5 separate regions of the Homo sapiens genome follow, and regions 2, 3, 4 and 5 are each linked to region 1. The links are chromatin loops, found by intact Hi-C in ENCODE. Cell type or tissue: gastrocnemius medialis. All regions are shown on one strand. Region 1 overlaps WDR17 (WD repeat domain 17). Region 2 has its middle 8.5 kb from the start of ASB5. Region 3 holds the start of SPCS3 (signal peptidase complex subunit 3). Region 4 overlaps ASB5 (ankyrin repeat and SOCS box containing 5). Region 5 has its middle 20 kb from the start of SPCS3-AS1.

Evidence for each region. Peaks named below come from ENCODE experiments on the same cell type or tissue, not always from the same donor. Only the 100,000 strongest peaks of a DNase experiment are listed, where the experiment ranks them.
Region 2: a loop joins it to region 1, with 12 times the contacts of the local background. A loop is called at or near these places in 50 of 110 quality-filtered maps.
Region 3: a loop joins it to region 1, with 4 times the contacts of the local background. A loop is called at or near these places in 16 of 110 quality-filtered maps.
Region 4: it touches region 1 in a loop (3-fold over the local background); 4 of 110 quality-filtered maps call a loop at or near these places.
Region 5: a loop joins it to region 1, with 11 times the contacts of the local background. A loop is called at or near these places in 72 of 110 quality-filtered maps.

Annotation. Positions count from the first base shown.
Region 1 is chr4:176,147,822-176,152,821 of GRCh38, reverse strand. WDR17 (WD repeat domain 17) reads right to left here. Exons shown (of 29, transcript NM_181265.4): 13 at 4,487-4,689; 14 at 2,866-3,015; 15 at 2,649-2,779; 16 at 2,229-2,354; 17 at 855-1,010. Among named protein-coding and RNA genes, the nearest start is that of SPATA4, 45 kb to the left of the region's middle. In gastrocnemius medialis, a CTCF peak has its summit at 2,361 (motif pointing left); no DNase peak of the experiment used is centred here; H3K27ac peaks cover 768 bases.
Region 2 is chr4:176,275,180-176,280,179 of GRCh38, reverse strand. It overlaps a transcript of ASB5 not described here. Among named protein-coding and RNA genes, the nearest start is that of ASB5, 8.5 kb to the right of the region's middle. In gastrocnemius medialis, a CTCF peak has its summit at 2,410; a DNase peak (open chromatin) is centred at 2,833; H3K4me3 peaks cover 945 bases; H3K27ac peaks cover 2,600 bases.
Region 3 is chr4:176,317,578-176,322,577 of GRCh38, reverse strand. SPCS3 (signal peptidase complex subunit 3) reads right to left here and starts at 2,612. Exons shown (of 5, transcript NM_021928.4): 1 at 2,359-2,612; 2 at 335-408. The coding sequence starts at 2,501. It overlaps SPCS3-AS1 (SPCS3 antisense RNA 1), which reads left to right and starts at 2,068. Exons shown (of 4, transcript NR_186171.1): 1 at 2,068-2,433. RefSeq lists silencers at 1,899-1,978, 2,009-2,078, 2,199-2,318 and an enhancer at 2,301-2,801. In gastrocnemius medialis, no CTCF peak of the experiment used is centred here; DNase peaks (open chromatin) are centred at 2,037 and 2,737; H3K4me3 peaks cover 3,118 bases; H3K27ac peaks cover 3,219 bases.
Region 4 is chr4:176,224,429-176,229,428 of GRCh38, reverse strand. It overlaps ASB5 (ankyrin repeat and SOCS box containing 5), which reads left to right. Exons shown (of 7, transcript NM_080874.4): 2 at 4,088-4,167. Among named protein-coding and RNA genes, the nearest start is that of SPATA4, 31 kb to the right of the region's middle. RefSeq lists enhancers at 1,603-1,772, 2,453-2,622 and a cis regulatory region at 2,537. In gastrocnemius medialis, no CTCF peak of the experiment used is centred here; no DNase peak of the experiment used is centred here; H3K27ac peaks cover 5,000 bases.
Region 5 is chr4:176,338,105-176,343,104 of GRCh38, reverse strand. No RefSeq gene overlaps it. Among named protein-coding and RNA genes, the nearest start is that of SPCS3-AS1, 20 kb to the right of the region's middle. In gastrocnemius medialis, CTCF peaks have their summits at 1,746 and 1,950 (motif pointing right); no DNase peak of the experiment used is centred here; H3K4me3 peaks cover 419 bases.

The DNA of each region.
Region 1 (5,000 bases):
CTGGGATTACAGGAATACGCCACCATGCTGGGCTAATTTTTATATTTTTAGAAGAGGCGGGGTTTCTCCATGTTGGCTAGGCTGATCTTGAACTCCTGTCCTCAAGTGATCCTTCCGCCTTGGCCTCCTAAAGTGGTAGGGTTACAGGTACAGGTGTGAAAGTGTGAGCCAGCACGCAGGGTATTTACATTTCTTTCCCTTTTTTTTTTTTTTTTTTTTTTTTTTTGAGATGGAGTTACCCAGGCTGGAGTACAGTGGCACGATCTCGGCTCACTGCAACCTCTGCCTCCCAGGTTCAGGCAATTCCCCTGCCTCAGCCTCCCAAGTAGCTGGGACTAGAGGTGCGTGCCACACGCCTGGCTAGTTTTGTTTTTGTTTTTCTGTATTTTAGCAGAGACAAGGTTTCCCCATGTTGGCCAGGATGATCTTAATCTCCTGACCTCGTGATCCACCCGACTTGGCCTCCCAAAGTGTTGGGATTACAGGCGTGAGCCACCACGCTCAGGCTTTTTTTTTTTTTTTTTTTTGAGATAGGGTCTCTTTCTGTAGCCCAGGCTGGAGTGCAGTGGTACGATCACAGCTCACTGCAACCTCTGCCTCCTGGGCTCAACTGATCCTCTCATCTTAGCTTCCCAAGTGCACACCACCATGCCTGTCTAATTTTTTGTGATTTTTGTAGAGGTGGGGTTTTACCGTGTTGCTCAGGCTAGTATCGAACTCCTGGGCTCAAGTGATCCACCCACCTTGGCCTCCAAAGTGCTGAGCTTTTTATTTTTAATACTTAAAATTGAGTATATTCTTAACGTTTAGACTACTATGTTAAACTCATTAGTTTTACTTTCATAGCACATTACCTCTCCAAGTTCAACCATAAGTTCACAGTATCTCTGAATTTGTCCTAATCTCAAGTGGATTTCAGCAGCTTCCTTCAGTCTTTCCTCTTTAGCAGGTACACCAATACCACCACCAAATTTAGACATCTTGACTGTTGTTAGTTCTTGAGCTTCAGACTGGTTTTAAAAAGAAAATAGAATTTAAAAAAATTTGACATATTTTGTTTTGTATGTGTCACAATAATTTGTTGCATATTTTGAAATAACTAATAGAGCGGAATTGAAATGTTCCTAACACACAAAAAAAGATAAATGCTTGAGGTGATGGATACCCCAATTACCCTGATTTCATCAATACTCATTGTATGCTTGTGTGAAAATATCACATATACCCCATAAACTATTATGCATCCATAATAATTAAAAATTTAAAAAAATTGTTTTACAAGAGTTCATGATAACAGATGATCATATAAACTTTACATGAATACATACTTCAAAAGCATATAGCTCTGGGAAGTAAATATTTAAAAATATTTTTCTCTATAAAATGTGATACGTTTCTAAACATAATATTTTGGGGTGTGTGTGGGGGTGGGACACGGGAGGGGAGAGATTGAACCCCATTGTTCTTAACCCTCTCCAGGTGTTGTAGTTACACAGAACAGATAAAAGGTAATGATAAAGTAATATACAACAGTACAGACAGGCCTCTAGTAAAAACAAAAAGTTACTGGCTTACTTTAATTAGCTCTTCTCCTGTCAAATAGATTTTGTGGTTACAGTCATTAGGTGTTTAGTTTGCGATTAAAGAAAGTAACTTCCTCTTCATGGAAAAAACTGCTCTTTATGAGCATTAGATCCACATCTCTGGCACAACTGTCTCCATGCTCTAACGATTAACTATACATATTTCAGAAAATATACAAGCAATTTTTTCTTTCTGGTGCCAGAATGGGTTTTGTTGTTAGTGCTGTAGATTGCCCCAGGGATGAGGTAACTAGTAGTTTTTACTGAAATTCATTAAGAGCTATAATATGATCATTTATTATAAAACATATCCCAGAACAGCCTATTAGGCCCTCTGAGACTAAAATTAGAATAGTCCACATGTCACAGTCATCTGCTAATAGGGGAAAGATAAAGCATTTCAAGGAGTTCCGAGTGACCTTGAAGGAATTTCATGAGACTCAACCTATGATAACCATGATTGACTTAATCTGTTCTCAAGTAATTCACTTTTATGATTCATTTTACCCAAGATGGATCTCCTCAGTGTTCATTTATTTAAATCTACCGATCTAATCATATATATTTTTAAAATCATTTTTACATTTTAATAGTGAAAAGGCAAAAAATTTGCTTGAGTACATCATATTTGCATATTTTACTCACTGTTCTAAATTTAATCAGATGTTTCAAGTGCATTATTCCTTTGCAGTAGTTCTGAGGAAGTAAGCTATCATCCTGTCCTTTTATCACAGCAACCAAGTTCCATAAATTGTCACTGCCACCTGGAGGCTAAAGAGTTGACAAAAAATAAATATGGAATAGTGAATTAAAAACCTCATAATATTTTGCATCTTCAAAAATATTATAATGCAGGCATATCTAAATTTAAAAATTAACAAAATAACTACATGTTATCTCATGTATTGTTTCTAGTTTTACATTTGCTTTCTTATAGTGCACAGATTATGGTAAGAGTTACCCAATGAATTAGAATGGTACATGTAAATATGTGAATAAAAATAGTTGTAATGATTCATGTTGGCTAAAGGGAAAATATTCGCATTTAATTCCTGTAATACTTACAGATAAACATTCTGAGAACCATCTTAGTTTTTTCACTTGAGAATTAGCAGTTAGTTTTTCTATTTCCTGTCTAATATCTCTTGACACTTTACCACACAGTAGAGGAGGAGTGCCTGGTTCTATAGCATAATCTGAAGAACAGACATAATTCAGTGAGAAAAGATTTCTCATAAAACTTATTTAGAAATAAACTCTAATACATGTATATGTTCCATACCAGTGTTCCCAATAATTTCTTCCCAAGATCTGTCTGCCAGAATATTTATTTGTACAGGAGTGACTAAGGCTGTTAATGACCAGAGTCTCACTGTAGAGTCACGGGAGCAAGAGGCCATAGTGAAGGGGCGACTGGGATGGCAGGTTAAACCTGATGAAAATAAAAACCTATTTTAAGTAAAGTGAACATTGAAAAATATTTTTTATTTATATGTGCTTCATAAAACTTCTACAGAATTGAAGCTATGAAGAAATATTGTGAGTAACTGAAAGGTTCTCAGTCAACCTATCTGCATTTAATATACTGGCTGAAAATAATATAAGAATGCAATAAATTATTTTATATATTCTATAAATATGAATATAAAATTGAATAACCATTAGAGGCTGGAAATGGTGGCTCACGCCTGTAATCCCAGCACTTTCCTGGGAGTCTGAGGCGGGTGGATCCCTTGAGCCCAGGAGTTTGAGATCGGCCTGGGCAACATGATGAAATACCATCTCTACCAAAAATACAGAAATTAGCTGGGTGTGGTGGCATGTGATTGTAGTCCCAGCTACTTGGAAGGCTAAGGTGGGAGGATCTCTTGAACCTGGGAGGTGAAGGTTGACGTGAGCTGTGTTTGCGCCACTGTACACCATCCTGGGCAACAGAGCCAGAGTGAGACTCTGTTTCAAAAAAACAAAATAATAATAAAAAAAAGAAAGAAAGAAAAAAGAAAAAAATTATTAGAAAGCAAATGGTCATGGATGAAAATGTTAAAAGTATATTTCGTGTGGTTAAGCAGCAACAAGTATACTATAAAACCAATAGCATACATAGTATCTGTGAGTTAGTGGATGGGCAGATGACGTTCTAGTTAAAAGATGAAGAGTTGGGGACCTTTCAATTCGAATATCAACAAATATGATTCTCTCCCACACTCAGTCCCGCATTGCCTTGGCTAAAAGGCCATTGTGATCAAGCATATGGATCTGAACCTGATCTAGATTGAGGTTACTTTTTCTAAGAAATCATTTTTGGATTCTTAATCTGCCCATTTACTCCCATCAAAGTTTAAGGATGAGAATAAATACAAACAAGAATGAGAGTGAAGAGATGTGCAAATGGTAAGTAATCTGATTTTCCATAACCAATTAATTATATTAAAAAAACGGGATTATATTAAAAAACAAAACATTGTACTAAACATCCAAGAATAGAGGAATGGTTAAATAAGTGGTATCTACTCTATTACTGATTTCCTGTTAAACAACTTACCTCTGGAGTGATGTCAATGGAAGGGAGAAAAACAAAAGCCATACATGTATATATGCCCATCGCAATATGTGTGCATTGTGTGTGTGTTTGTGTGTACACAGAAACACAGACACACCTGCAGACAGTGGGGAGAAAGACAACACAGTGCTAACAATAGTCATCTTCTGATAATTTTTGTTGACTTTTTCTTCTGCACATTCTGGTATTATAATAATAAACGTGTATATTTTCTAATGTGAAAAATGTTATTGTAAAATAAAACACTGTATAACTTCTTCAAAAATACTGTATTCCTCAGAAGTTATAAGCATCATTAGTATGTCAATATAACAAATACATGAAAGAATGAAAGACACTCTACCATATACATCTGCACCGTGATCATACACAGTATCCACACAAGTTCCTTCTCGAGTGTCCCATACTTTTATAGTATAGTCCCAGCTGCCAGATATGAGCAGATATGGAATCTCAGTATTCCACATTAATCCTCTCACAGGTGCAGTGTGTCCATTAAGAATATTGATGCAAGCATCCTGAGTATAATCCCAGATTCGAACGGTACTGAAAACAGAATATTATGGGTGTGATAACATTCAAGTTATAATGTATCTAGAGTATTAACATATTCTTAATAGAGTATAATAATTATTTGTTAGCTTATCTAGAAGCATTTTATGTCTCAAGATATAAGGTTCTCTTCATTTTAATTTAAAAAATAATAATTGTATATATTTATGTGATATTTTGATGTATGCTTACAATGTGGAATAATTAAATCAAGCTAATTAACAAATTCATCCCCTCACATACTTTTCTTTATAGTAGATGGAAATGAATATTTAACTAGGCTAGTGCTAGCTTATTTAAACATA
Region 2 (5,000 bases), 130 kb before region 1:
AACATATGAAAAAAGTTCAACATCACTGATCATTAGAGAAATACAAATCAAAACCACAATGAGATACCATCTCACACTAGTCAGAATGGTGATTATTAAAAAGTCAAGAAATAATAGATGCTGGTGAGGCTGCAGAGAAATAGGAACACTTTTACACTTTTGGTGGAAATTTAAATTAGTTCAACCATTGTGGAAGACAGTGTGGTGATTCCTCAAGGATCTAGAACCAGAAATACCATTTGACCCAGCAATCCCATTACTGGGTGTATACCCAAAGGAATATAAATCATTCTACTATAAAGAACATGCACATGGATGTTTATTGCAGCACTATTTACAATAGCAAAGACTTGGAACCAACCCAAATGCCCATCAATGATAGACTGGATAAGGAAAATGTGGTACACATATGCCATGGAATACTATACAGCCATAAAAAGGAATGAGATAATGTCCTTTGCAGGGCCATGGTTGAAGCTGGAAGCATCATCCTCAGCAAATGAACACAGGAACAGAAAACCAAACACCTCATGTTCTCACTCATAAGTGGGAGTTGAACAATGTGAACACATGGACACAGGGAGGGGAATATCACACACCGGGGCCAGTGGGGGGTTGGAGGGTGAGGGAGCAAGAGCATTAGGACAAATAGCTAATGCATGTGGGACCTAAAACCTAGATGATGGGTTGATAGGTGCAGCAAACCACAATGGCACACGTATACTTATGTAAAACAAACCTACACGTTCTACACTTGTATCCCAGAACTTAAAATAAAATAAATAATAATAATAAAAATAAAAAAGTAAAATAAAAAGGCACCTGAAAAAAAAAGTGGTCCCAGAGTCCATGCTCTCCTCTTTGGATTTTCTATTTGTCCTGGATTCTTGGTCTGATGCTTTCTCATTTTCTTTATAGCTTTTAGATGCAACTAGAAGCATGGTTTAATGTTTCATCTAGAAATCATTGTCTCCAATGGGAGGTTTGTTCTGAATTAACTAGCCTGCCGTTACCAGAACTGAAGATTTATTTATCTTTGCAATATAGTTTTTATTTAATTGCAGTATAATTTACACAGTGTAGAATTGCACACATCTTAAATAAAAATTTGTTGAGGGTTTTTTCCCCCAAATGTGTATTCCCATGTTACCATCACTGAAAGACAGATGATGTTCCAATATTCCTGGAAAGTTACCACATTTCCTCTTCTAGTCAAATCTCCAACTCATCCTATCCCCCGCAGCAATGTCCTTTAATTTCAATAGTCATATATTTATGTTGTTGACTTTAAACTTCATATAAAATAAATCATATAACGTACTCTTGCTCAAAGTAAGTTTTTGAGATTCATCTACATTTTGCACATATTCGTAGCTTATTCCTTTTATTGTTCTACTGTATTATGTTATGTAAATGTACCAGAGTTAGTTTGTTTCCTCTTGATGAAAATTTGAGTTGTTTTCAGTTTTGGTTAATATGAATATATCTTTTATGAACATGCTCAGGATTCCTTTGAATTTTAATTTCTTGTGGGTAATGAGAGGCCATTCATATTTAAACTTAGGATATAGCTATGTTATTGGAGTTTCTTACACCAAGCTACGTACCAGGCTTCATCTTCCAACTTGGTCTTCAACAGTTGGTTTTACTTGTCATATATTTTGTTATTTCAAAACTTATTTATTTAACAAATTTTTATAAAGCACTTAGTATGTGCTAGACATTATTCCAAATACTTTTAAGTACTGACATATTTAATATTTAATCATTCTGACAACCTATTGAGATAGTTATTATTAGTATTCGCATTTTACGAATTATGAAATGGAGGCATAGAAAGGTTAATTAACTTCCCGAGGTCACAGGAGGAAAAGTAGGAGAGTTAAGATTCAAACCAAGGTGCTCCTCCTCCAGAGGCAATGCTGCCTTTCTAGAGATGTTCATATGTGGCAAGGAATGCCTCCAACATAATCTCATATAACCTTAGAATAAACGACCAGGCCCCTTTCATATGCTGCAAATGTTCTTTACAGTAAACCATTGCACAAAAATTAGGTACATATAAAATGTGCTCATTTGAGTAGCAAGGTTGGTAAACTGAAGAGACTCTCCACAAGTCAAATATGGGCAAAGCGTGCTTACCTGTCGACCCCATTCGGTTCCTCATGAATGTTTCCTCACTTGTTCGGGGAGCGAGTTTTCATTCTCTCCATGTATGAGTTGCCAAATTCATGTGATAAATATGCAAGAGGCTGAAGAGTTCAGTCCCTTCAGTGTTCTTGTGCAGTCTGCCTTCCCTTGCCATTCACAAAAAAAATCTGATCTTGGTTTCATGGACCTCAGTATAATGATATTCATCTTTGTTGGTCTTTGCAAAACACTGCCAAAGCCCATTACTGCCTTTGGTGATATTACAGACAGAGGCCAGGCGGGGGAGCTCCCCAAAGGACTCTACATAGAAAGTGTGACCAAGCCAAGCTCGGAGGCAGTTACCATAAAAAAAAAAAAAAAAAAAAAAAAATGAAGCCAGAATGTAACTGGAAAGCAAAATAGAGGCTTGAGAATTGTCCAAGTGAGAAAGACAAGGAGAGAATATAAACATTAAACTAATGCTGAGGTTGGTGGACAAATAAAGGCTTCACTCGACTTTTTATTGATTTGACATTCTGGTACTAGATAAAGGAAAGAGCAAAACAAAGTGCAGGATCGAGAGAAAATCGATTGCTTGAAAAACTGGGTATTTTACTTGCTGCAAGTCCCGACTGTGTCAGCTGATGAGTTTAACACTATGACAGCACAGTCCTCACCTGCCTGCTCGCTGCTGTAATCCCCACACTGTTGTGTGCCCTATAGCACCTGGCACACGGGAAGCGCTCAAGAGATGTGTGTGAATGAAGGAGCCACATCTTGACTTGCGACGCGGAGCAGTAAGCTGCAGTTATTTGGTAGCGGTAAGCTGGAGTTTGAAAAATTACTCTGGGGCAGGTTTGTTTACTGTTTTTGAAAAGGATAAAATCAGGGGCTCACCAGTTGCGGGGCTGCCTTTAAAAGGAAATTAAAAATGCAGGGCATATTCTCATACACCCTTCCAATGGGCCTGTAACATAACTATTTTCCTGTTTTCATCGTTGAGAAAACAGGCTCAGAGGGATTAAGGAACTTGCCTGAGTTCACACGGCTCATAACTAGAGCAACTAGTTCTTCTGAAGACCTTGCCCTGCCTGCCTACCACTTTCTGCTGACTTATCCTGATTTTCCTGGGACATACAGCATGTCAGCTGCTAGATGCTCATCAGAGCAAATGTCGAGGCTTTAAGGTGGCCGTGTACTTTTTGTTGTCTTCATTTCCCTACTGGTACAACTTCAGTTAATTCACGGGTTGCGTTAGGGTTACGGTAATATACAACAAGATGTATTTGCTGTTACTATTCTTATTATCATTGCCACGATCACATCTTCAGGTAAGAGTTCCCAGTTCCAGAGCCTTGATTTCTTAAATCAGGAGCCATGGATGCCAGTGTGGGATATGTTTTATTTCTAAAACCCAAAATATCTGCTGTCTTCCCAGGATATATCAAACTATTGAGTGACTTTGTTATGGAGCCTGGGAAGATGAAATTACTCAGAATATTTGTGATGTGTACATTTCTTAAGAAGTTACAGCTATCTTTCATACCATGGAGCAAAAAATACATCATTTGTTTTATATATAACATTGGTTATGAATTCTGATTATAGAAATGGATATATTTCCTAACACCAGAGGGGGGCTGATTGATTTCCTTTATATAGTTACATGTCTACAGTAGGCAGTGAGTATGGTACTATTGGAAGTTGGACATTTCACTAGACAAGCACACAGTAAAATTTCAGTGCCTGGCATGCAACAGATTCTAATTTAACTTAAATAACAAAGTAAAAGTAATAATTACAATGTAGCTAATATTTGTTGAGCTCTTACAGTGCAGGCGAGTGAGTGCTTCATATGAATTATTGCATTTAAACCTCCCAACATGTGAAGTAGATACTTTTATCATGGAACTCTTTACAGGTAAGGAAGTGGAGGTGCAGGGAGGGTTACCAGATCGTCCAAGATTACACATCTATGGTAGAGGCAATACTTGAACTTAGTTTATGTTTTACTACACTGGGTAAGATATTTGAAATTAGAGCAAGGTTGAATATGTAGTATCCTTTTCACATATTATTTTATCCCATTAAGCTTAACAAGGAAAAGATGAAGCCCAGCTCATTTTCTGTCTTCTATACACAGGTGGAAGAATAAATTCTACCTCCTGCTTGCCTCGCTGCAGTGGGGATGAGGGAGAGGGGACTCAGCCAGATGCTGAATTCCCCAGACAGCTGACAGGTTCCCAATTTCCAGGTTTGTATTATTGCCTGCAAGTATGAAGATGGGAATATTACCAGCTAGTGCATGACTAGTGCTTATCTTCCTTCCTCCAGGATAGAAGCACCAGAGGCTAGCAGGGACTAGCCAGAGGCTGAGTGGTGGTCACCAGAGTGACTCCTGCAGCCCCAGCAGACATGTGCTGAGGCTCCCCTTTGCTCATATTCTATGGGATCGTAGGGAGCTGGGAGATGGAAGCAGGAAGAGTACTAAGTTGACTGTGTAAACTGCTGGAGAAAGGTGAACTATGTACTAGTATTGCTCATGTTATATAAAAAGTATTAAATTTATAAGTCTAATAAGAACATGTTTAAAATATAATTTTTTTCTCTAAAATTCATAACTGGAGTTAAAATAGATTTGAAATGCATGCACACAAGGCAGTACTTATGTTGTTAAAGAAACTATAATCTTAGAATCCTAAACAGGGTCCTCCTAGACCCCAATTTTATTAGCCAATTGGCCATGTTCCAGGGTAAATCATATATTTTACCTCAAGAAATGATCATTATTAATTCATACACGTGTATAAGAATGCTGATCAAATTGCTATGCAGGGCCTGATGCGGAGGCTTATGCCTGTAATCCCAGC
Region 3 (5,000 bases), 170 kb before region 1:
CTGAGCATTGGTAATATTTTTCCTTCTTATCCAAATGATCTAATTTTATTTTTTCTTTCTAAAATACAGATTCAAACTTTCTTATGTAGTTTTCAATCAATTTAATGTTTCGGTTAAGAATTTAAAGTATGTTCACACAACTACTCATGAATCTATGAAGTTTTCTCCAAGTGTCATGGGGAGGTATTAACATTATTTTACTGATGAAAAAGGCGGAATTTCCAAGGTTTGGCTGATTCAATGAGATAGTCACACTGTATCCCAAATCATTAAACAACACATATCTCATTATAAAACTACAGAAAACGCAACGAAATATTTTCTTAAAGGATATCAGCAGTTATATCAAATGTGATAAATCCCAGATCACTTCTTTCTCTAGGTCCAGTGAAATCTTCTACATTTTTTCTAGGAATAAAGATAAAAGTTTTACCATCCTTCCAACAGAACATACACAATTCACGTAACTTCTTAAAGAGAAAGAATACAGGTGTGTGCATAGGTGAAACTGCAATTCCACAAAGAAACGAGTAAACACCAGAGAAACCTGTAAGTGTGAAAACAGGAGAAACATTCTAATCCAATATTAAAGTAGGTCTTCAGCTAATTGCATATACCTCAAGAGAATCCCTAACAAAACTCAGAAGGGGATAAAAACTGCTAAAAAGAATAGTAAATACTTGATGTAAAGCAATTTTGCAGAATGGGTAGAAGAAAGCTACACATGACTACAAGGTGATACGAATACTAACAGATGGCATATTAAAGGGTGATACAGTAATCACCCCCTTATCCGAGGTTTCACTTTCCGGTTTCAATTATCCGCGGTCAATCTGGTGTGAAAATAGGTGAGTCCAGTAAAATAAGTTATTTTGAGAGAAGGGGAAAGAGATCATATTCACATAACTTTTATTATAGTATATTGTTACAGTTCTATTATGTTATTGTTAATCTCTTATTGTGCTTAACTTGTAAGTTTTATCATAGGTAGGTATGTATGTACGGTATAGGAAAAAACCAAGTATATATAGGGTTTGGTGCTATCCGTGGTTTCAGCCATCCACTGGGGGTCTTGGAACGTATACCTACCCCATTAAGGGGATACTACTGTAACCAGCTGCTATTTACTGTTTACTACGGCTCAGACCCACTGACAATATTTTTCACATTTCAAATAATTCTCACAACCTAAAAATTAGGTATTACTTCCATCTTAAACAAAAAGAAATTAAGGCCCAGAATGGTAAGAAAACTTGCTCAAGACAACAACAGCTAACATCTGTTCAGTGTTTAATATGCACCAAGCTCTTCTAACCCTCACAGGGCTGACAATGGCAGTGCTGATGTCCACCCCAGGTCTATTCGAACAATATCTAACAAACATCAGTACAGTAATTTAAAAAAAAAAAAAAAAGGTGGGGGGAGAAGGCTCGCTATTTGATAACTGGCTTCTTGGCGATTCTGACAAAGAAATAAACTAAGGTTAAAGAACTTGTGTAAGACGGAAATAGAGTAGAAGGGTATGAGAACAAGAGATGGAAAAATACGACGATTAAAGACAAAAGTGCCAGAGAATAAAATCAAGGACAAAATAGGCAATAGCGAAATGGCACTGTCATTTCGAACTGCATTTTTTGGCGTTTTCGCAGACTTCTTCAAGTGGTTGGCAAAAGAAAAAGAAATAAAGAAACCCAACAAAACAAAAATCTCGCTGTATCAGAAGGCTAAGATGCTTAATTCTCTCAGTGCCCAACATCTCTGGCCAACTTCAAAGCAGCTCCAACTGTTTACTGCCTTCTGAAGGTGCAAAGGCAACAACTGTAAAGGGAATGTCAAACAGGGCAAACTCGGGTGATGAATGACACAAAGACAACCCCGTCCTGTGGCCTCCAGAGCCGCCAGGAAACCCCACGGAAGCCCGACCCAGAGCGCGGCGGCAGCGCCTGGAGGGCCTCGCATGCGGACCACGAGCGGCACCGGACGCGCGGGAGGCGCCAGCCCAGGCGGGCGGCGGCGCCGGCTCTGCTGTTGTGTTGCTCCCTCATTGGCCAGGCGTGGGTGGAGGGAAGTGAGGAACAGGAAGCAAGCGGAGGCACCGACCTGAGGAACGCTCAAAATTAAAATTTAAGAGCAAGCCCGGGAATTTACGGTGGAGGGGTGCAAGTTCCGAGGGGACGCCGGAAAAGCCTGCGACGTCCACCCCTGACGACCGCCCTCGGGGGCGAACTGCCGCTCAGGAGGGCGATCCGGACGCCCTGCCCGCGGCCCCGGCACGGCAGCCCCGGCGCGGCGGCCCGGCTTCGGCTTCCGCCCCAGCCCGGTCCCGGCGTCCTGCACCGCCGGCCCGGCCTCACTCACAGCATGATCCGCGAGACGTGCAGCCGCACCGGGACGCTCCTGTCTTTGAAGGCGGTGGTGATGAAGCAGCCGAAGGTGAGCGCCGCCATCACGCTCAGCGAGAAGGCGAACAGTGAGTTCGCCCGCGACAGCACCGTGTTCATCGCGATCGTCTCCCACGAGTCCGGACTCCACACGCACACCCAGGCTCCCGTTCCGGCGGCGGACCGGCTCCCTGCGATCCGCGCCGTCTGCGGTGCGCGCGTTCCGGGAGCGCGCGCCGCCGCAGCCCCGCCTCCTTTCCGGTCCTCCGACGCGAGCGCGCGCGCGCCCGCTTCCCGAAACACACCCACAGCGCGCACGGGGCGGCGCGGAAAGGGAGAGACTCAGCCGCGGGCCCGCCCCTCCGTCGCGGCCTAACGCCGCCACCAATCAGCGACGAGTGAGGGAGGGGCGGGGTTTGTTGTGGAAGACCCACCCCCTCCTCTTCTAAATTGCTTCTCCGACCTTTGGGTTCAGAGAATTGGGAACCGGTCGTTCGCTGTCCTTTTTCGGTTCTTTGGTCAGAGGTCTGGGACTGCGACTTCTTGATTACTTATGTACCATTTATTTTCACTTGAAACCGGCAGCAAGTTAAGGTGGTTTAGAATCTGTCCTGACGGGTGGCGTTTGGAAGCAGCACTTTACAAAACGCCTGGTCCTCTCCCTTCTTTGTCAAACCTGGTCAAAGTTAGGACTTGAGCTTTTTTTGGAGGATCTGAGGAGCAGTGGGGAGTGGGGAATTAGCCGCCCAAGTCCTTAAAGCTGTCACGTGCATCAGTATTTCCACCTCCAACGTCAGTCCAATTCCTATTAATGCTTTGCTTTGTATGGATAGCTAAAGATGTTTTAGAAGATAAGGGTTGAGGCTACCGATCCTAAGTATTTGCATTTTAACATGGTGATTTCTGATAAATAAAAGGATAACCTTTCTGGGTTCTTAGGAGCAAAGAAGATAATGGCTGCGGAATTGCTCTACAGCATAATGTATAAGAATTTCGTTGGGTCATTAATAAATAATGCAATTATTTTATCACATTTTCAATATCCTGAAGGGCATTAGGGTTCAAACCGAGCCAATCCTGACTCTGATTATACTATCTGCCAAAACCTTTGTTCCTTTCACAGCTAAGGGTTTTTATAAAAATGGATTCAGGGTCTGCTGAAATAAATTTTTTTTAAAAATTTCAGTCCATAAACCAAACAAAAATATCTGTCCTGGAATGTGATCAGGAACAAACCAGAAAACTGTGAACATCTGATCTTGATACTGGCTTATGTTGTCTCTTGTTAAGCTTTTGCTTCTTTGCATTATTCATGACCATTCAATTAATTTTTGTATAGCCATACAGGTAGGATTATTACCAAGTGCCTACCGTGTACCAGGAATAGTTCTAAGCCTTGAGAATACAGCACTAATAAGGCAGACTCCCTGCTCAAATAGAGCCAACTAATGAAAAATCGATAAAATAGAGACTAAAGAGAGATCCTTAGTTGCGTTTAAAATCTTAGTTTTTAACTTCCAGGCTGGCACAGTTTGTTAACAAAAAAAGAAAAAAAAGGATTTTTATTGAATGCCATCTATACTGCAAGTGATACAGAGATTGTACTGATCACTTTCTACACTCAAAAGTATATAATCAGGTAGAGTTAATAAAATAAAAACAAATCTGAAATGTAAAACAAAAAAATACCCTGGGAAGTTACATAGCAAAGGAGGAAGGAATTACAGCCCTGGTAATGTGGGACAACACAGTGTGCAAATTATTTAACACAAAGCCTAAACAAGACACATTATTATTATAGCATGTTTTAGGGAAATAATTCTTGTTGTTGAACTGCAAGTACAGGTATATCTAAGAGATACTCAGAAGGCTGGTCCTGATAAACAATGCATGTATAAAAGAGTAAGCAGAAATAAGCCTGGAAAGGTAAGTTATGGTAGAAAACCAGGTCAAGAAGTTGACTTTATATCAGGGAAATTACATGTAAAACAAGCATCGCTACACAGGCAACCATTTACCAGTTATATGTGGAGAGTGAGTGATGGACCCAAAAGGAAGACTGATAGGAGGGGCATTTCGGAAACAAACTCTATGTTACTTAGCAACTGCCTAAATAAGAGTGGGGGTCTGCAAAGCATAGAGTGAATGCAGATTGTGAACACTCAAATGAAACTAGTATTATTATTATGACACCACAGTTTTTAACTTGACTTACTGGTAGTGCTAAAAACACATAAAAGTCCACAAAAAGAGCAGGAGAGGGATGGGATAGGGAATTTTCTTATTCTGTTTTATTTTTCCAAGTGTTTCTTTAGATTTTCTAGACATTTATATCACCTACATTAGATATCATTTTGCCTTTTCCGTTCCAATTATTATATTTCCAATTGTTTATTCATTTCAGTAGCTAATATTTCCAACATGATATTCAGTCAGATGGGGACAACTGATATCTTTTTGTTCCTGATTTGAGCAGGAAATTTCCTTTCATTTCTCCATCAAGTAAGATGTTGGCTTTGAGATGGAAATTGTGTGTGTGTGTGTACATGTATCATTATATAATATATATTGCATATTGATAGGAAATATCTATTCCTATTGGGAAATTTTTAAAAATAT
Region 4 (5,000 bases), 77 kb before region 1:
TGCAAGGGAGAAGAGCTGGCTGGAAGGAATATCAAGTACCCTTCAGCTACAAATATTGTTAGCTTTACTTCCCCTTAAAGGTCATCATGGTATACTAGAAAGGAATGAGTCCAGAATGAATCCCAAAGGCCACGTCTCTAGGCCTTTACATTCCCAACAACATCTGGTTAATTTTCCTGTTAACTAGTGACAATGGAAAAATAGGCAGGGATAATGGGTCGGCATCATATAGTTCAGCACCTGTGTTTAAGAGATAAATTAAGGATAATGAAATATACTATTATACAAGAGGGAAACTGATCATTATAAATATTATAAGTGGTTATTTAAATTTAAACACATTTAGGCATTGATTACTAAAATTTTTATTAATTTATTATTGCTTTGCTGATTGAACTGAACAAAGTGGCTTCACATATGCAATCTGTTTGCAAAGTTAGTATTATAATTTTCATATTTTCTTAAATATTTAAGTGTTCACAAAAAATTGATATATGTTGTGAAGTTCTGCAGAATTTCATTCTGCAATCATGTTGTTTAATGATCATACAAACAGATGCCTGTGATTTTTAAAGCATCAGATTTCATCTTAGAAGCCGGAACTGGCAAAATGCTTTCCCCAAAAGAACATTATTTATGATGATAACGTTTGCATATTACCTAATGATAACACAATGTTCCAATTTCCTATAAGTTATGACCTTGCCACCAATTTTTGTCCTACCAAAAAATATTTGCTGGTGTGCATTATTGCAATTCTGCCTTGAATATATAATAGAACTGTCACACAGTAGAAAGAAGTAATACATAAAAGCTAATCACAGTAACTTGTTGCAAATGAAAACTCAAAAGAATTATGTGTCTGGCTTACTAATTTTTCTAGATAAGCAAGAAATAACACTAGATGGAAACTTATATCTGTTATTGAGAGAGAAAGTATACATTAGTCTTCTTTTGGGAGTTGTAATGTCTTTAATTGTAAACCTCAATTATCGTTATTCTGTAATTCAAGATAAACACCCATGCAAGAAACTGGCTGGGAGTTCTATCATTTCAGGGACGTATTCAAGGAATTGCTTTTCTTCTTATAAATATGTGATAAGACTTAACTGTCATTGTCTTTTTTTCTCTCGACATCAGGGAGCAGAAGAAATTTGCTGAAAGGGAATCAGAATGAAACAGACTATATATTAAAATAGTAAGAGATGATTAATAAAGACTGTGTAGACAATAGAAATTCCCTGACTATCTAAGAAACAGAACCCAATATGAGAAAAGTACTTTTAATTTTCATCCCACTAAATTAAAAAGATCTTGCTAAAACTTCGAATCATAGTTAGCCTTTGCCTCCCTAATTTGTTTACTTACAATTTAGCATGGATTACAACATTCCTGCACTATTGCTATAGTATCTTGTTGCAGTAAACTTTATCTTGTCAAGCAACAGCCTACTTTTGCCGAGAATAAAATGAAATAAAACTTCTCTTTAGACTGAAGGGTTTTATTTTGGAGGGGGTGTTAGAAGGAAAAATACAGTAATGAAATCAATGACAGGAACAAAATGTCCCAGAGAGATGTATGCTGTTACCACTGGCTAAAATGTTTCACAGACTCTGTGCATGAGAGAGAGTGTGTGTGTATTGAGAGATAGGATTGCTATCTCTCAACAAGTGAAAAGTGTTGTCACTGCAGGTAGGAGGCTGCAGTTTGAATTTTACATCCACCCCTTTCTAGCTGTGTGACCTTAGGCAAGTTATTTAACTTCTGCATGTCTCAGTTTCCTCACCTGGAAAACAGAGATAATAATAGCGCCAACCTCAAAGGATCAGGGTGAGGATAAAACAAGTAAATTTATGCCCAGCAACCAGGGCAGGACATGGGCATATGGTGAGGACTGTGTAAGCGTTCTCTGCTTTTATTTAGGCAATCAGGTTATCATTAAATAAGTTGGTTTTTCTCAATGTTAAGATTGTTGTTACTCCAGCCTGGTGCAGAGGGCAGAAGTCATTTACCAGTCATCAATCCCTTTGTATCTGGTAATATTACAGAATTTTCTCAGAAATACAAATCCTAAGGGAAAGCAGGCAGAGTCTCTCTTCTCTCTGTTGACTTACAAGTAATGGTAATAGCAGGTAATGTTGAATGGTGTTTACTATGTGTGTACACTAGTCTAAGCACAATGTATACTATCTGATTTAGTTTCTCATATCTCCTTGAGGTATATACAATTATTATTTCCATCCTCAACTAGAGGAAATGAAATCTAGATGAAATGTAATGATTTAGAGAGTCATATGGTCTAACTCCAGAGCTGATGCTCCTAGCCCTGACTGCCATGACCACTCATTGTCTTCTTTGTTTTGCCTTTTGGTTTATGCAGAGTGATTTTACTGCAGGGGAGATAACTAGCTGTCTTGGAAGTCTTTCCTTACCACAATGGTGATACCCGTTTTATAGCAACAGGCAATAGAATGCTTAAGCACTAGGACACTGTTGAGTCATTCAGGAGAGCTTGGGTGCAGAAGCAGGGCTCATGCTTCACTTCAGACGCGGGGCTCAGCTACTTGCCCTCCATGGCAACATGTTGCAGCCCCTACACCGCAGAGCCCAGGCAAGCTGGGGTGGGGGGACCACAGGAAATAGCAGAAGGAGCTGGGAGTGTGGCGAGGTGGGCATTCAAGCTGCTATTCCTGCTAAAGGGACAAAACAAAATTGAGAGGAGGGGTTCAATGTGAAAAAACATGAAACAGAACTTTTTTGTGGCTGATCTGGTGGCCTTAATTCTCTTTTTCTCTGTCAGGTGTATTAGTCAGGGTTCTCCAGAGAGACAGAACCAATAGCTGATAAATAGATAGATACCTAGATACATAGACAGAGAAAGACGCAGCTATATGAGAGGAGATTAGGGGAATTGGCTCACATGACTATGGAGGCTGAGAAGTCCCTCAACAGGCTGTCTGCAAGCTGGAGACCCTGGGATGAGGTAGCGTGGCTCAGTCCAAGTACAAAAGCCTCAGAACCAGGAAAGCCAATATAATTCTCAGTCAGAGGTCAAAGGCCTGAGAATCCAGGGGACCACTGAAGTCCTAGAGTCTCAAGGTCAGAGAAAGCCTGGAGTTCTGATGTCCAAGGGCAGGAGGAGGAGAGTGTCCCAACTCGAGGAGAGTGTTCCAACACCAGGAGAGGTTTTTTTGTTCTCTCCAGGCCCCCAGCCATATGATGGTGCCCATCCATACTGCAAGCAGCTCTCTCTACTCAGCCACCTACTCACAAGACAATCTCCTCTGGAAACACCCTCACAGACACACTCATAAGCAATGCTTTACCCATTCTCTAGGTGTTCTTTAATTCAGTCAGGTTGACACCTGAAATTTACCATCACTAATCCATCCCTTGTCAACGTGGCACCTATATGCATCTTCTTAAGCTATACTTAATCTCCAAAATAAATGCAGCAACAAGGTAATGGTTGGAAGAAAAATGTTGCTAGTGAGTCACTAGGGTTAATAGTGAGTGCAGATAATTCAAAAGGCATAGTAAGCCGGGGGCAGTGGCTCACGCCTGTAATCCCAGCACTTTGGGAGACCAAGGCAGGTGGATCACTTGAGGTCAGGACTTCAAGACCAGCCTGGCCAACATGGTGAAACCCTGTCTCTACTAAAAATACAAAAATGATCCGGGCGTGGTGGTGTGCGCCTGTAGTCCCTGCTACTCGAGAAACTGAGGCGGGATAATCTCTTGACATGGGAGACAGAGGTTGTACTGAGCTGAGATCATGCCACTGCACTCCAGCCTGGGCAACAGGGCGAGACTCCATCTATTAAATAAAATAAAAAATTTAAAAAGGCACAGTAAGTCTGGGGTGGGTCAATTCCAGAGCATGCATCATGGCTCATGTTGGGAACTGCCTATCTGGTTCCTGCAATAAGAGTCAAATTTCCTAATGTACAGTATAAGTATCTGGCTCACCCTGTTGAACACTGAGTGTGAATAATTTATGTGATCTTGGTATTGATTGTGTCTACTGGGATTCACTTTGACTCTTGGATTTTTGTTTTCTTTTCTTTCTTTTTTTCTTTTTTGACAGGTTCCTGGGCAGATCGATCACCACTACATGAAGCAGCAAGTCAAGGTCGCCTTCTTGCTCTGAGAACATTATTATCACAGGTAATATATTACATATAGTTTAAAATATACCCCCTTTCCATGTGCACAGAACATGGTCAAAACCAATCAATGCAAATATGATAAAACCACTTACATTTTACTTCTGCCCTTTTATTTTAACTCATGTCAGAGAAGTCAATAGTTTCTCACTTATCTTTGAAACTTCTTTTATAAATATTTTGATATAATTGTATGTCTTAGTATTTCAGATTTCTCAGACAGCATATTTGTTCATCGATAGACATTTAAAGAAGTAATGATTGGATTTATGTGTTATTGATTGAGCTTTCTAAATATGCTTAACTCTGCACAATATGTGCAGCTAATTACAGACTTAGTTCAATAATAACATATCCAAAAAGAAGTCACCAGTTCAGATGCCAAAGCAATCTTTTTTAACATTGTGGTGATCTGTAATATGCTATGGGCAATTGCCTAACAAAGCTACAGGACAATCATTTCTATATTTGCCTGTTCATCAGACTCACCAGAGGAAAAATAAAAAACACAAATCCTTATTGAAACAGAAAACACTTTGGCTTGGGTATTTTTTTTTTTGAAGCTTCTGATGTAATTCAAATGCACAGCTAGGCTGGCACAATGGCTCACGCTTGTGATTCCAGCACTTTGGGAGGCGGAGGCAGGTGGATCACCTGAGGTCAGGAGTTCGAGACCAGCCTGGCCAACATGGTGAAACTCCATCTCTACTACAAATTAAAAAAAAAATAGCTGGGCACAGTGGCTCACGCCTGTAATTCCAACACTTTGGGAGGCGGAGGCATGTGGATCACCTGAGGTCAGGAGTTTGAGACCAGCCTGGCCAACGTGGTGAA
Region 5 (5,000 bases), 190 kb before region 1:
ACAACAGGTTGACCTGGCTGCAGAGAGGAGCTACCTCTGTGGTCTCCTCTGAGCTGCTCTGTCCCTCAATTAAGCATCTCTTTGCCTTGCTCACTCTCCACTTGTCCACATACCTCATTCTTTCTGGACATGGGACAAGAACTCAGGAACTGCCAAATATGGCAGGGCTGAAAGAGCTGTAACACAAGCAGGGCTGAAACATGCCCCTTGCTCACCACATTGCAGGCAACAAGGAGGAAAGAAGAGAGAAAAAGAGAAGACCTGCAGCCTTTCGAGGAGCCCAGATCTAGGAGCTCCCAAGCCAGGGCTGTGAGGCCCTCATTGGGGGTCTGCAGTTCCTGGCATCTCCAAGCTTGTGGACACCACCATGTTCCCCCGTGCCAGCCATGGAAGATGCTTGTGGTATGCCTGGTCCAGCCACAGTCTAGCAGGGAGCCAGCACCCTTGCCAACACCTGGAGCTGTCCACCCCACCACAGCAGGCGTACCTCAGTGTGTGCAGTGACTGAACCCCACACTCGCTTGCTCACACACCACTCAATACTCTGCACTGGGGTTGCCCTTGGCAGGTGAGGGATCCAGGCCAGTAACGCGAGTCGAGCACAGCCTGCCAGGCTAAGTGGGCAGAATGAGCCCAGCAGGCCTGAGCAAAACTTGGGCAAAGGCACCAGCAGCCACAGAGGTTTCTGGCTGGAAAAGCGACAACACCCCAAGGATCCTGTGACTCTGGGAATACAGCAATGGACAAAGACAAAAATCCCAGCTCTCGTGGAGCTCACATTCTTAATACTTTACATTTTTAACTAGTAAGAATCATTAGCTTAAGAATTTATTAAATCTGCATGACAGTATTTCAAGGTTAACATAAAATTTTTTAAATCAATGAATACAAAATAATAAAATAAAGACAAAGATTCAATTAATTCAAAATAAAACAATATGAACAAAACAAGTATAAAAATACATTATACATGAATAAGAGGGGCAAAACAAGCCCAACTACATTATTAATCACTATAACCACCAATTTAAATTTAAATAGCTTACCAGATTGGATTTTAAAAATCCAGCTCTATGCTATTTAAAAGAGACATATCTATGAGGACATGAGGACAAGGAAAATATTTCCATAGTTTTAATGATAGAAAATCATGTAGTGTAGGGCCATACTGTTTCCTGTTGTCAGCCAATTTGTAGTTCAGATTGCCCAGAAAAATACCATGCTTTCTGTCAGTGGGTTATTCACCATGTTTAATTTATTTGCCTTGTTTCAATGAAAGGAGATTTACTGGCAATCTGCACAGAGAAGTGGTAAGACTGATTTATTTGTTAGTCTATTAGAAATTTAAAAATTTTGTTCTTTGTCACTGATTAGCATAGTCTCAGTTTATGAAGTTAGACATTGCTGCTGGGTGCAGTGGATCACATCTGTAAATCCCAGCACTTCGGGAGGCTGAGGTGGGTGGATCACTTGAGCTCAGGAGTTCAACACCAGCCCAGGCAACATAGTGAAATCTCATCTCTACAAATACAAAAATTAGCAGGGCGGGGTGGCGCCTTCCTGTGTTCCCAGCTACTCAAGGAGCTGAGGTGGGAGGATTGCTGGAGCCTGGGAGGTCCAGGCCAGAGTGAGTGCAGATTACATCACTACACTGCAGCCTGGGTGACAGAGTGAGAAGGTGTCTCATGTTCTAAAAACTAAAAAAACAAACAAACAAAAAAAAAACCCCACAAAGTTAGAGATTGCTTTCTCTTACATTACCACTCTCAACTCAAAGCTTTTAGCAATTTTTATGTGAGGCAAGACTAAATAAACTGATAAGTGTACAATTATTCTTGTGGGTAATTTTTCTTTCTGCATTTTGGTGTTGTAAACTGTGTACATTAGATGGCAATACTATAGTGTGAGAGAGAGAATTAGCGATCTAGTACTTGTTTTCATGAGCTGTATCACCAGAGGGCACCAAAGGACCAGTTATGAGCAAAAAAAAAAAACAACAAAAAAAACCCATTCGGGAAAAAACCACTGTAATGATTGCACTGTTTTTACCCAACCTTTTCACAAGCACATATCTGGCCAGTGTGAAGACTTTCCGCCTCATAAAGGTAACATGAAATACAAAGCTTCAGGGTATCAGGTCTACACAGTGCATAATGCCATGCCAAAGGCTCTCTGGTGCTATCACGTTTTATCGTAAAGAAAGAAATTTTTAAATCAGGAAACTGGAAAAATTACTTTCCTCTCTAGTGACTTTACTGCTTACACTAGATTAAAAAATATTTCGTTTATAGTGAAAATGATTCTCCAGTGCTATCTCACTAATCATTTAATTAATTGAAACAGTAATGCACTAGACATATTTGCCTCTTATTAATGTTTGGAAAGCTTGTAGTCCTGAGTGTATTTCTTTTGTTGACAATTTCCTTTGAAATGTGATTTCTAGCAGGGGTAATTTGACTCTTTTAGTTAACCAGAAAACGTTAGATGGCCATCAAATATTTAGAGCAAGAGTTTGGAAAATGACACATAGTAGATGAGCAGTCAGTAGCACATGTGGTTATTTGTAAAAGTGCACTGACTTTGGAGTCAGCTAGACCTGTGTTCAGGACCCTCTAAGTCTGACCCTGAGCTCAATGTCCTGAGTCTATTGTTTTGCATTTGAATCATAACTCCACTGTCCTATCCTTTGAATTCTCCAATATGTGTCTTGCCTCAAGGTCTGGCTCTTGCTACACCTTCAGCCAGGATTTCTCTTCCACCCAGTATCCCTGCGGCTTTCTCTTTCATCTCCTTCAGATATCACCTTGTGAAAGAAGTCTGCCATGACCATCTTACTTAAACTAGCATCCCAGTACTCCTTATCTCCCTTCCCTAATTATTTATCTTCATAGTACTTACATCCTATGACATGAAATATGATTTTCTCATGTGTCTGTTAAACATTCTCCCTGCTAGACTGTAAATTCCATTAGCGAATTTTTTTTTTTCCTGCTTTGGTCACTGCTCTGTCAACTAGAACAATGCCTAGCAAATAGGAGCACAATAACTATGTGTTGAATGAATGAATCCCAAGAATGTTATGACTGGTCATTTTCTTGGAAAATCACCTACCACATAATAGGTAGCCAGTAAATTGTAGCTCTTATTATGAAAACTTTTAGGCTGTTATTATCATTACTTTTAATGGCAAAAACAGCAATTACTTTTGCACCAACCTAACAATTCTTACTACTGTTTGAACTGACTTTTCTTTTAAACAACGGTCCTGAAATTGATTTACCAGGTAATAACCACCAATTTTTAAAAAAATGAATGAAAGAATAAATAAGCATATCCCCATAAGTGTATGTATTTTGTGAAACTTTAACTGTAATTTTGTGTGTGTGTTATGAATGTGTTATAAAAGCACAGAAGATACTGACAGACCTTTCATAGGTTTTCCTGGAGATTGTATACCTGTTAAATAATGGATCTTCCTTGCTGGAAGGAAAATGACCAACACAGAGACTTAGATTTGAAAGGACTGATCCGCCTGGCCAAATTTGGCAATTCCAACCAGGTAGTGATGTTCCTTATTGTTTTCACTCATGGCAAAGATTCTCAGCTATCTAGGAACTTAAGCTTCCTAGGCCTTTGCATCCGTCAGGAGAATTCTAACTAGCTGGCTCAATGTGACAAGTGACATGTTATTCCCCTGCCTCCAACCCACTTTAATATATTTATTCTTTAATTAATATTCACTGCAGTTGGAATACTTTAATTCTTGACTCTCTAAGACAAGTGGAGAAATCTTAAAGGCAGGTTTGAGAATTGAGGCCACATTACAAAACAAAACAAAACCAAACACCTCCCAAGAAAGTGTAAAGTGTTTTGAAGAACTGTCTGTATCACCACATTCCATTCCAGAGTATAAGCAATGTCTGGCGCATTAAAGATACTAACACACACAAATGAACAATGTAAAATGGATGAAATCTGAATAGTCTATTAACTGTACCAACATCAATTTCTATGTTTTGATACTGAACTATAGTTAGTAAGATGTCACCATGAGGGAGAACTAGGTGAAGGAGTACAGGGGACCTCTTTGTGCTAGTTTTCAACTTCCAGTAAATCTATAAAAGGATCAATAAAGGCCTTTAAACAATATAGTCTCCTTACCATCCATGACCCTTTTCAAAACTGAAATTATTGTTAGACTACTTCCCAGAAATGTATTTCTAGTTAGTAGGGATGGGTAGACAAAGGAAAAATCTTAGAACCTGTCAATGGTTTTATAGGATCATTTCACTATGGGAAAGATCATCAAAGATTGTTAAGTAGACAAACGACCAATGGAGTTATTAATATAATGCACTGATTTCAAGTTAAAATTAAAATAAAGAACTTGCTAGAAAAAAAAAAGATGCTGAGCAAATATTTAATTGAATTTCTTGATTTACAATCAAGTGCAAAGAGCTGGTCGGTGGCCAGTGAACTATCCGTCTTTAAGTTAAAGTTATAAATCATTTTGGATTTTGGGTTCCTCATCTCTTTAGGGGATTAGGCTCCTGATTAGGTTTGTTACACATTTGCTTTGACCATTGTCACTGCCTGGATACTGACCCATATCCTTGCTGTCACAGTAGAGGATTCCGTATTTTTCTTAGCTTTCCTAAAGGCAGTGACATTGTTGAAAATTTCCAGAGCCCTGTGCTCCCAGGAAAAAGCAATGGTTTTAAAAAAAAACCTTTTATGTTGTGAGAAACAGTTAACTTCAAGGAACCACCTCCCTTGGCATATCCAAGAACTGACCCCCCCCATCCTTCCCCTTGACTCCCTTGTTTACCTGCCTCTATAAAACCCCAAGCCTCCTTCATTTCTTTGACACATTCTGCTGCAGAAATGAAAATTCTCCCTATTATAATATCTAAAGCAAAATTATCTTTATTGCCTGGTGCATTTTGTCTTTCACGCCAACTTCCATTCAAAGCTTTATTATTTGTTTTCTCTGGCCCTTT